Regions from separate parts of the Homo sapiens genome. Here region 1 is linked to region 2. A link is a contact called in ENCODE Hi-C or POLR2A ChIA-PET data. All regions are on one chromosome and are shown on one strand. The core of a region is the stretch at or near the end of the contact, and the rest is flanking DNA. Distances in the headings are between cores, read along the strand shown.

The links. A loop is a pair of places that touch in the nucleus more often than their neighbours do. ChIA-PET counts read pairs that join two places held with the same protein, here RNA polymerase II (POLR2A). Pooled maps may share reads with other maps.
Region 1: a pooled map shows a loop between it and region 2 (5-fold over the local background). The contact joins the promoter of ILKAP here to the enhancer-like site in region 2. A Hi-C loop is called at or near these places in 4 of 168 maps with a recorded cell type or tissue (CD4-positive, alpha-beta T cell, CD4-positive, alpha-beta memory T cell, CD8-positive, alpha-beta T cell and 1 more), 10 of 37 single-sample maps with no recorded cell type and 15 of 50 pooled maps. POLR2A ChIA-PET finds 5 or more read pairs at or near these places in 5 of 52 experiments (BJ, CD4-positive, alpha-beta memory T cell, GM12878 and 2 more).

What each region holds. Positions count from the first base shown.
Region 1 is chr2:238,200,495-238,206,284 of GRCh38, reverse strand. It overlaps ILKAP (ILK associated serine/threonine phosphatase), which reads left to right and starts at 2,590. Exons shown (of 12, transcript NM_030768.3): 1 at 2,590-2,786. The coding sequence starts at 2,732. RefSeq lists enhancers at 1,709-2,581, 3,544-3,603 and silencers at 2,394-2,963, 3,084-3,173.
Region 2 is chr2:237,684,242-237,690,145 of GRCh38, reverse strand. The region is part of intron 1 of LRRFIP1 (LRR binding FLII interacting protein 1); the gene reads right to left. It overlaps LOC124906128 (a long non-coding RNA gene), which reads left to right. Exons shown (of 2, transcript XR_007088145.1): 1 at 1-836; 2 at 3,093-3,772. Among named protein-coding and RNA genes, the nearest start is that of LRRFIP1, 60 kb to the right of the region's middle. RefSeq lists enhancers at 2,787-3,286, 3,308-3,377, 3,287-3,788. Within about 2 kb of position 3,110, at least 30 of the 41 ENCODE cell types and tissues checked have a DNase peak (open chromatin) inside an H3K27ac peak, as active enhancers do; they include CD4-positive, alpha-beta T cell and CD8-positive, alpha-beta T cell, where a contact is called at or near this core.

The DNA.
Region 1 (5,790 bases), core at 1,341-3,840, 520 kb before region 2:
TATAACCTCCGGGCTTGGGTTGGGAGCAGGCTGATTCGCCACCTGCTTAACATACTTGAAATCTCTTTCAACAGAACTGCAGAGTTCATTAGAGCATATGGCCCAAAGCCTTATAAGAGTCCAAGGCCAACTAGACTCCTTGGCTGGAGTAGACTCCTTGGCTGGAGTAGTCCTCCAAAATAGACAGGAATTAGATGTTATAACAACTGAAAGAGGGGACCTCTGCCTCTCATTCGGTAAAAAATGTTGCTTCTATCTCAATCAGTTGGGCCTAGTAAGAGACGCTGCTAAAAAACTTAAAGAAAGGGCTAAAAAGCTAAGAGAATAACAAGACAACCAAATAAATTACTGGTTTAAAAACAAAGTCCTAATATGGGTCATCCCATTCCTGGGCTCTCTCCTAAAAATATGCCTAGGAATAATGTTCTTACCCTGCTTAATTAACCTTTTTCTAAGTTTTTTTTATTTTTTTGAGACGGAGTCTTGCTCAGTCGCCCAGGCTGGAGTGCAGTGGCGAGATCTCGGCTCACTGCAAGCTCCGCCTCCTGGGTTCACACCATTCTCCTGCCTCAGCCTCCCAAGTAGCTGGGACTACAGGCACCCGCCACCATGCCTGGCTATTTTTTTTTTTTTTTTGTATTTTTAGTAGAGACGGGGTTTCACCATGTTAGCCAGGATGGTCTCGATCTCCTGACCTCGTGACCCACCCGCCTTGGCCTCCCAAAGTGCTGGGATTACACGCGTGAGCCACCGCGCCTGGCCACCTTTTTCAAAGATTTTTAACCAGCAGGATCATGGCCATCTCACAGACAATTACCCAAAAACATCTACAGACAGCGTTACTCCTACAATCAATCTGAAACCAAAGAACTCTCTGCTCACTCCCCCAGCAGGAAGTAGCCAGAAAAAATGCGCTGCCCCTTGTCCTTTTCATAACTATAGAGACTGGATTGATAGAGCAGGAGCATTGCCATCTTGGACAAACACCACCTTTCTAAGTTCCCCTTGATTAAAAAACCACCTAAATCCTACCCCAAAACATCAGCCTAACGGCTAATGTCAGCATAACCAGAAATATTCCAACCCTAAGATAAACCTCTCTTCAACCAGAAACATGCTAACCCTGAAATAACCTCTCCTCCAATAGCCTCCCCTCCGACCAGAGACATTCCAACCCTGCAATAAACGTTCCCCCACTTCCAAAACCCTTAAATATCCTTAGTCTGTAAGAGAGAATGCTTAGTCTGTAAGAGAGAGCGCTCCTGATCGAAATTGGCCAGAATCCCCTCTCAGGTTTATTCTCTGAAATAAACCTTTTAATGTTGAGCCGCTTTTTGTATTTATTTCCTCTTTCTTTAACGGTTACAAGCATTGTTACTTGAGTGTTTCTGCTGTAATGGAGGAGGCAGCATGAATATCTCAAACGGTTGCTAGTGAGAAGCCACGCAGATGAGAGGCATGAAGCCTTGTTGGGCTCCCTCCATGTCCTACAGCCAGAGAGCGTCAGAAATACATCTGCCCCAGAATGAACTGGGCTGAAAACTCTTTGCATGGAGGGAGACCACATAACCTGGGGAACTTGGGTAAACGATGTTGGAACGGAGGTGTAAGATTTGGGTTTGTGTTAGTTGATTTGGGGAAACATTTATGGAAACGGGCCTTTGCTCCGGATTGGATGTCAGGAAGAGGAGGATTCCATGATTGGATATCTTGATGAAGCTTATCTAGACGGCAGGAGGACGAGACAAAGGCTAAACATGTAATGGTAAAGAAGCAGCAATCACTCTTATTGGCCAAGACGAGGGGAATGTGGTCACTTTTGTGGCTTGGACAGTGTTCCTGTTTTGTCTGTGTTCACACTTGATTACACAGTGGTCTGTTTTTTTCTCTTGATCTGTATCACGGCCTGATGTTGGTGTTTTATGAAATTGTTCACATTCAAAGAGAACACCCAGGCCTAGCTGTTTGTGCCAGACCAACCCCAAGTCCTGGCTGCAGAACCAGGCCAGCTCCCCGATGTCAGTGGCCGCCTTTCTCTTTACAGGCATGGAGGGGGACACCATTAAGGAGGAGCCCCTCTTCTCCGCTCCCCACAGACACCAGTGGGTGCAGACAAGTCAGGGAATGCCTCCTTTCCCTCCGGCATCTTTTGAGGTTTCCGTCCTGACGCCCAGGGCCGCTCCATCCAAGCCTCGGTTTCTCAGTCTCTAAAACAGGCCAGAAACCAGGCACGCCGTGGTGAAAGGACGAGCCGAAGAGATGGCAAGAGCTCCAGAAAGCCTTCCCAGGCATCAGGGGCTGCCCTTGAGCTCAGACGTTTCTCTCTGGACAGGGCTTCTTGGACAGGAACTCAACGAAACTTGACAGAAATCGGACACCCCCAGCCAAGGAAAAGCAGGAGGGGCCCGGGGTTCGCCAAGGCGGGAAACACCGCGGGGCCCAGACGGCGCCGTCCGCCCGGCTCGCAGTCGGGGCGCGGGAGGGGCCCACGCGCATGCGCACCGCCCCGCCCCCAGCCGCCCCGCCCAGCCCGCGCGCAGCCCTCTGGGGCGGCCGGGCCACGCCGCGCGCCGATTGGTGGCGTCCGGGACTCTCCCTGCAGGTGACTGACGGCGCCGGCCGCCCCTGCCCGTCGCCCGCCCGCTGCTGCCGCCCGCCCGGGGTGTGGAGCCCGGCCGCTGCTCGCGGGCTGAGTGTCTGTCGCTGCTGCCGCCTCCACCCAGCCTCCGCCATGGACCTCTTCGGGGACCTGCCGGAGCCCGAGCGCTCGCCGCGCCCGGCTGCCGGTAAGCGGCGTTGCCGCCGGGCCGGCCAGGGAAGGGAGAGCAGGCGGGATGGGGGCGGCCTGAGGCCCGGGGCGGCTGAGGCGGCGCCCGCGCTGGGAGGCGGCGGGCGGCGCGGGCTGCACGGGGCCTGCTCCTGCCTGGCCAGGCCCCGTCCGGCCCACTGGCGGCCCTGTCGGAGGCCCGGTCGCTCGCGGAGCTCGGAGAGGCCGCTCCGCCATTTTCGCTACGCAGGAAGGAAAGGGCCGAGCCGTCGTGGCCACGGCCCCTCTGCGTGGCGGTGAAAGGCGCCGGCGCGACCGCGTGGGCCGACCCGAGGGACCGGCTCTGAACGCCCGGCGGCACCGCGGGCCCCCGCGCCCCGATTCCACCCGCGGCCTGGGCTGCCTTGCGCGTCGCCCGCCCGCGGCTTCCGGGCCGCACTTCACCCGCGGGCTGTGGAACGGCCGCGTTCCGGGCCGGTGCAAGTTCAGGGGCTTGGCGTTTTTATTTGCACTGGAGATTGAATTAATCACCATCTTAATCCTTCGTGTTTTTGAAGCCTGGAAGACAGGATGCCTCCTCTGTCATCCTGTGATTTTGTGATAATTAACAGTAGTTTTTTTTTTTTTTTTCTGGTCCACGGGAAGTTCCCCCTCTCCTTGAAGTTAAGGGGTCCGCTCATCTCCTAAGCGCTGGCCCCTGCCAGTGGGAGTCCCTGTGGGCTGTGGTTTGAGCTCAGCATCCTAGCAGCTTGAAACAGGGCCTGTGTTAATCCCTGCGTCCTGTGGGTTACAGTCTCCGGGTTTCATCTGTCAAAACGCGTGAATATTTCATATGCAAGACTTCCAGCTTGATGTTGTAGTTTAGGGCCTTATTACAAAATTTAACTTGGGGGCAGAAAACCTGGAAAACTTAAGACGTTCAGATTTCCAGGCCCACCTCAGCCCCAGTAAATCCGAATCCCTGAGAGTGGGGTTTCCGAATCTGTTACTAAATCCCCAGGCCAACCCAGCGGGGGCTGGAGACCAGTGGTTTGGGAGCTGCTGTTGTAGGGTAGACGGAGGTGAGTAAGGCCCAGCCTTCGCTTTCTAAGAGCTGCTTTCTGAAGGGTACTAATTACGGTAATTAAAACTGGCAAAAGTTAATGACTGTGGGAAATGCTGAGGACTCTTGAGGAGGGATTGTCGGGCACCGAGAGACTGGGGAAGGAGGCAGTGTTTGAATTGAGCTTCCAAGGATGTTCAGGCTTGTGATTTGCAGTAATTCTGGGCGAGAAAACATTTTATTTTATTTTACTTTTTGAGACGGAGTCTCACTCTTGTCGCCCAGGCTGGAGTGCAATGGTGAGATCTGAGCTCACTGCAACCTCCGGGTTCAAACAATTCTCCTGCCTAGGCCTCCCTACTAGCTGAGATTACAGGCGCCGACCACCACACCCGGCTAATTTTTATATTTTTAGTAGAGACGGGGTTTCACCATGTTGGGTAGGGTGGTCTTGAACTCCTGACCTCAGGTGATCCGCCCGCCTCGGCCTCCCAAATTGCTGGGATTACAGGTGTGAGCCACCGTGCCCTGCCCCCACTGACCGTTCTGATGGTACAGAGCATCTCAGTAACTGGTCCTGGAGTCTTTGAACTTGACTCAGCCATTCATTTTCAAAATAACCACGGTTTTAGCTGTGGGTAAAAATTGGATTTGTGTAGCAGTCTTTTTTCTCTTGTCAATGGAGTATAATTTCTATCTGAATATATTTGGGACAGCATTTGGATTCACCAGTGTGCGTGTAAACCTATGAGTCTTAAAATCTCCATTGCTTTTTACCTGCAATTAATTAGGTTCTGCTCAGGAGCAGGCTCCCTTGACTGACAAAAAACCTGGCAACTCAGAATCTCATAGGTTGGCACCTTAGCAGCCTTTTGCCAGATACAGTGGGAAAGGTACATCCTGTTGCCGTTTTTTCCAAACTCAGTTTCCAACCTTGACTGAGCTGAAAGGGTGGCAGAGGGGGTGCATGGTGTTTAAACTGCTGACCACCCTGAGATTGGATTGGTCAGCTGCTCCCCATCTGCCAGGAGGGCACTGACATTGTCAACAGGTCCTGCTTGGCTGAGTGTATTTTTAAAAATAGCTTTAAAACGAAGAAGATCTCAGAATTTGTAGATGATTGGAAGCTGAGAGGGATAAGTACTAAAATGAGTGACAATTGGGATCCATAGTTATCATTGCAGGCTGTTAGCTACAACCAACAAGATGAGATTTGACAGGTTAAAATCGTTTGTACAAGAACAGAATCTGGTTTCACATACTTGTGAAAATACTGTGATTTAAAAAAAAAAAACATACTTTGAATAAATCATATTGATTGCTAAAGTGAATGGAATAATGAGTCTAAACTGTGCATCATGACCCTCACACATGATATGTGGGTACCACAAATCTCTAATGCAGTGAACAATAAAAGACCTCGTTATTTTCCCAGAGCGCAAGAAAAGTTGTTCAGAAAGTGTAACCAGACTACTTGGTTTAGAATCCAGCTCTTCGCTTACTAACTGTGCCTTCTGTGGCTATTCCTACATGTGTAAAAAGGGGTGACACTTGCCACTGTTACTGTACAAATTAGTACAGTATGTATGGTGCTGCACATAGTGTGGGGTAGAATGTATAGTGTTTTATAGATGTTAGCCAGGGTTATTATTTTTGAGACAGCCTCATTGTGTCGCCCAGGCTGGAGTGCAGTGACATAAACACAGCTCACTGCAGTCTCGACCTCCGTGGGCACAGGTGATTCTTCCACCTCAGCCTCCTTGGTAGCTGGGACTACAGGTGCGCACCACCACAGCCAGCTAATTTTTGTATGTTTTGTAGAGACAAGGCTTTGCCATGTTGCCCAGGCTGCTCTCGAACTCCTGGGGCTCAAGTGTTCTGCCCACCTTGGCCCTCCCAGAGTGCTGGGATTACAGTGGTAAGCCACTGTGCCTGGCTGAGCCATTAACAGTTGTTTAAAAGTGGAAAAACGCAGTCTTAA
Region 2 (5,904 bases), core at 1,861-4,360:
ATTGCCACAAGACACATTTTCCTAACCCCCAGGCTGCCAGTCAATTGCTAGTTACCAGCTTCTGAAAACCATACAGGGAAGGGATTAAGAAGTGGGCTCTGGAATTAAGCCACCTCGTTCAGTTCCTGGCCCTGCCACTCACTAAGGGATATTGAGCAAGTTACTTAGCTTCTGTGCCTGGAGTCTTACCCAAAACATGCCGGTGATAATGACAGTGCCCGCTGTGAGGGTGAGGACCAAAGGCTCTAACACGGGGATCCCGCTGGGCACAGTCAGGGTGAGCTGCCCTGCTAGCCTGCTGCCTAGTGTCCTGGGAGTCCAGTAAAAGCAAACCAGCACCTGCCTTGCTGCCTCTGGAGTCCCCTCTTTTCCAGATAGAGTCCCCTTGGTAGGTGCCCTGACTCAAGGTGCCCAGGCCTCCTCCTCCTCCTCCATAGCAGGAAGGAAGCTGGGCACCAGACCAAGAACTGGGATGGGCCAGGCAGCAAGACTGTGGGCAGCCCAGGAAAGAGAACAAACCCACTGCCTGCCACAACAGCTGTGGGAAGGGGCTGCTGCAGAGGATGTAGGTGGCAGGGAGGGGACCATGCCAGGACACTCACAGAGTAAGAAGCAGCGAGCTGATGAGTCTTAGTCCCAGGAACAAATGAACATTACCAGCAATAAAATAATGGCTGGTTTCTGATTCTGCTAAGTAGTAGCATATTAAAGAAAACTGCCATCCTGACACCCTTCTAGATGAGAGGATGCTACATTCTGACTTGGGTTTCAGCCCAGCCAGTCCTGTGAGGTGGAAGTCTCAGAACCATCCCCAGCTCAAGAGCAAAGTCTATACTGTAAGTTGAATGCTAATACATCTTTCTTGGTGTTTTTAGATCCCAGAGCCCCAGGAATAAAATGCAGAGGATCCACAGTTGCCTCCCAGTTTTATTAGGATGGTGCAAAAGTAATTGCAGTTTTTCCATTAAAATTAACAGCGAAAAATGCAATACTTTTACGCCAACCTAAATAATACAGGTAACTTTAAAGTCCCCTTCTTGAAGCCCCCTTCTGAGGTAGTCCCCTCTCCCACCCCCAGTCTTTTTTTTTTTTTTCAACGTAGAGCAAGGTCAATTGTGAGGGTGGTGAATGGGTGACTGGAACCCACAAACTTGACGCATGGGAAGGCCGGGTCAGAAGTCAGGGTGTGGGTGTGGCTCTGAAAGGTGGCATTTTATAGAAACATGGAGATACACAAAATGTTCATCCCAGTACTCACAGCTCTAAAGATGGCTTGGCAGAGTAACGTTAAATCATACACCTCGAAGACAAAACTAAAACCCCGAGGGCACCTTGGAAAGGTCTGAGCAGGGGGGTGGGGGGTTTCCTCGGAAGAGGGTGCATCTGGGGCCAGGCACAGTGACCCACACCTGTAATCCCAGCACTTGGGGAGGCCGAGGAGGGTGGATCACCTGAGCCCAGGAGTTCGAGACCAGCCTGGCCAACATGACAAAACCCCATCTCTACTAAAAATACAAAAGTTAGCTGGGTGTGGTGGTGCACATCTGTAATCTCAGCTATTTGGGAGGCAGAGGCATGAGAATCACTTGAACACAGGAGGTGGAGGTTGCAGTAAGCTGAGATCATGCCACTGCATTCTACTAGCCTGGACAACAGAGTGAGACTCTGTCTCAAAAAAAAAAAAAAAAAGAAAAAAAAAAAAAAGGGGGTCCATCTGGACCATACCAGCATGGGGCCCAGGGTCTTAACTAAAGAGCTGAGAGGTCAGTGACCAGGGCTTGACTTCCTCCTTCTTTTGGTAAGGATGATCCAGGGACAGCCCCTTCTAACAAGTGCCTTGGAATTTATGGCCCCTTCCAAACTGCAGTTAATGGCCTGTAGACACACAGAACTGACCTCCCGACATCACTGGTTAAGCCCAGAATCTCTGCACTGAGAGGGTACTTTGGGTTTTGTCTGACTGCCTCAGAGGGCATCCTTAAAAGTTGCCAGGCCTGTGATATAACTTTGTCTTCCTCTGTGCCCTCTCAATGAAAATTACATGTCTGAAATCTAAAAATCCATTCTCAGAAGTATAGGAGACTCCTGAGAAAAGAACGAAAGGCCAGTAGCATGGTCTAATTTTGTTCTAGGAACATCAGAATCATAGCTAACCAGAAAATGCCAGAACAGTTAGCCAATTTGGGGCCACACCCAAACATGGTTTACTTTGTCTCCATGGTGTTAGTCTGTTGCAAGGTTCACTAGCTGCGCCTCCCACTGTGGTTTGGGGCTACAGAGACAAACCCTTACAGGGATGACAACACAAGGCTGAGGGCAGACGGGGAGGACACAGTGGCTCTCAGCCTCCCCATTAGTCAGATAACTAACATGAAGTCATTTTTCTAAATCAGAGCCCTAACATCTGTTTTTCATGAACGTGAATCACTAGCCATACTCATGACAGCAGAATAAATGTCAGTAAATTACTTCTACAAACCATGAGCTTACATTCATGTTATTGCTTTATTTGGATCACCTCTTTTTTTTTTTTTTTTTTTTTGAGATGGAGTCTCGCTCTGTTACCCATGCTGGAGTGCAGTGGCATGATCTTGGCTTACTGCAGCCTCCGCCTCCCAGGCTCAAGCAATTCTCCTGCCTTAGCCTCCTGAGTAGCTGGGATTACAGGTGTGCGCCACCACGCCCAGCTAGTTTTGTATTTTTAGTAGAGATGGGGTTTCACCATGTTGGCCAGGCTGGTCTCGAACTCCTGACCTCAAGTGAACCACCCGCCTCACCCTCCCAAAGTGCTGGGATTACAGGTGTAAGCCACCACACCTGGCCTATTTGGATCCCTTTGACTAATATCTAAAAACACATCTGTTATACGTGTGGCTCATGAAATGATCACTTGAAATTTACACAGCACCTTTCAGTTTACAACAGACTTTATCCACACACTGAGGCTCACAGAGGTTATAGCACTTGTCCACAGATGCACATTGGAAGAGCGAAGCTAGGTTTTCAACCCAGGTCTCCTCAGCCCTTAGCACATCATGATGGAATGCACCAGCGGCACGCCGCCTGACGCAGAGCTGCTTCCTTCCTCCCAGCCATCCAGGGGCCTCACTCAGAGCAGAAAGTCATCACGTGGACTCAACGAATGCCCTTAGCTGTCTTCCTGGTGGACCAGTGACCACACCTCCCACTCCAGGGGCACTGGCAAAGCAGGGCACACACCCAGGTCAATGCCAGGAGCCGGATCTCCCAGTAAGACTAGGGGCACTGGTAGGAGCATCAAGCAGGGGATCCAGACCCTGCCTGCTGTCTGCAAAGAAGGTGGTACCCCACGGCCAGCTGGTCCAGCTCAGGCACAAAGTATTCTTGGCCCTCAGGCCAGGGTCCTGACTGCCTCCGGTGGACAGAAGAGCAAGAGCGTCTGGAAAGCAACAGTGAGCTTGTCTCCAGCATCCACAACAGCTCCAGTGCCGGGCTTACATATGGCAGCATGCAGCCTTCCCACAGCTGCCCTGTGACCTGGGTACTGAACCTCTCCCACCACCTCCCTCAGCCCCCACCCCCAGGTTATGAATGGGCTCTCCCGATTAAAAGCATGTTCTCACTGCTTGGAACATGGTAGGTGCCTTATAAATGATGGGTGGGTAGATGGATAGATGGATGAATGGTTTTCCTAACAAAATGGAGGACTTTGATGAATTGTCATTAATTCTCATTGATCTTCAGTATTTTATACTTCTGTAGCAATTGGGAATAGAAACTCTTTTAAAAATGACATGTCTTTAGGATATTTTTTCATAACTACCTAGCACCCAGCAATTCATCACACTTATTTTTCATCTAATAGGTCTTTTATTGTTTTTGCTTTTTAAATCTCTTTAGATTTTCTAAGGAAGGTGATGGGTTTGATTATTGATTGAACTGAATTTGAATTGGAGGCAGAAAGCCTCAGTGGAGGAGTCTAACAGGCACCTCAGCACACACTACCGATTAGTTAAAGGTGATGATAAAATCAGGCAGCATGCACAGAACAGAAAGGAGCCTGAAGGAAGGAACCTTGAGACACTTACATGGGAAGGATAAGAGGTGTGTAAGAACAAGTCAAGACAGAGAAGGGGTAGTTAGAGAGTCAGAAAATAGAGACATCTCCTGGAAGCCACAGAGTGAAGAGAGCAAGGTCAGGAAAGACTTTAATTTGCAACTAGAAAAACACTGGTCATTACATTCTGCCATTAAAATTTGGCAATTAAACATTTTCTGTGATTTGTGCATGTGTAATAAATGGTAGACGGCAGCCTTGAAGGAAGGCGGGACCAAGGAAAAGGCTTTGCATGGGGGAGATTTATTCATGGTTTGTCGGTTTTTAAGGATGGAAGAGATGTGAGCCTGTCTGGAGGCTGAAAGGACAGTGAGAAAAGATGGAGTGGGTGGGGCAAGGCCTGAGGGGCTGCCGACCAAAGGCTGGGTGTGGGGAGCGGGGAGGGGAGCTGCAGGCACTGGCATCTTGTACTGACTCAGGATTTGATCCGATTGTGAGCTCCATGGGAATGAGGACACCAAAGTGGCCAGGAGAGGGCAGATAACTAGATGCAGAGCTTCCTGTGCAGGAAGAGTGGATGGCAGAGTTGAGGGAGGATAAGGAGCAGGAGGACCCAATATTGAAGGACCTGCCTCAGAGCTGTATGTGTCCCAGTCAAGGTGCACTGTACCTGAGCTCAGAGCCCTTCCATGGCGTTACATTACACCATTAAATGTTGTTTTGTGATACACTCTGAGGCATACTTAAAATAATTTCTAATGTATTTTACTCTGGAATTAAACTCATCTCAAAAAGTGTCTAGGAATAAGTCTATAGCAATCCTAAATGTATCCGCTTTCCCAGTGTGTTCCACAGAATTGATGCTTTTTAAGTCCATACCAGAGTGACCACAGTAACCTCCTCTATACACAGTAGCCAAGGAAATGGCCACAAACACCTCCAGTAAAGCATCTCTAAGAAAACCACTTCTGATTTTTGGGGTTTTTTTGTGTGGGGGGGGGAGGGTAGGGAGACAAGGTCTCACACTGTTGAGTGTCAGGTTGGAGTGCAATGGCACAATCTTGGCTCACTACATACAACCTTGGCTCACTGCAACCTTGTCTCAAGCTATCCTCCCAACTCAGCCTCCCAAGTAGCTAGGCCTGCAGGTGTGCACCACCACGCCTGGCTAATTTTTTTTTTTTTTTCAGAGACAGGGTTTCAGCATGTTGCCCAGGGTGATCTTGAACTCCTGGGCTCAAGCAATCCACTAACCTTGGCCTCCCAAAGTGTTGGAATTACAGGTCTGAGCCACCGCACCAGGCCCAATTTTGTTTTTCATGAAGACAATGCACTGCAAATATCTACCAATTACCTTCTAAAAACACGACAGCTAAAATCCATTATGTATTTCTCAGTCTTACAGGCACAAACTCTGAAAAGTCCTCCTAAGGCAGCTCTCCTGTGAAGAAAAAAAAAATCTATACATGCTCTCAGAATAGTTCATTTAAAATGTTCAGAATAGATGCTGACATGGGGAAATAAGCTTCATCCTCAACAACTGCATTCACCAGCTAACAGTATACCCCACTGAGAAGAAATAAATCAAATGCTTCAATATATACTTAGGAATAGAAAATGGCAATTTGTTTTTTTTGAGATAGTCTTGCTCTGTAGCCTAGGCTGGTGTGCAGTGGTGTGATCTCGGCTCACTGCAGCCTCCGCCTCCTGGGTTCAAGTGATTCTCCTGCTTCAGCCTCCCAAGTAGCTGGGACTACAGGTGTGTGCCACCACACCCAACTACTTTTTTTTTGTATTTTTAATAGAGATGGGGTTTCACCATGTTGGCCAGGCTGGTCTTGAATTCCTGGCCTCGAGAGATCTACCCG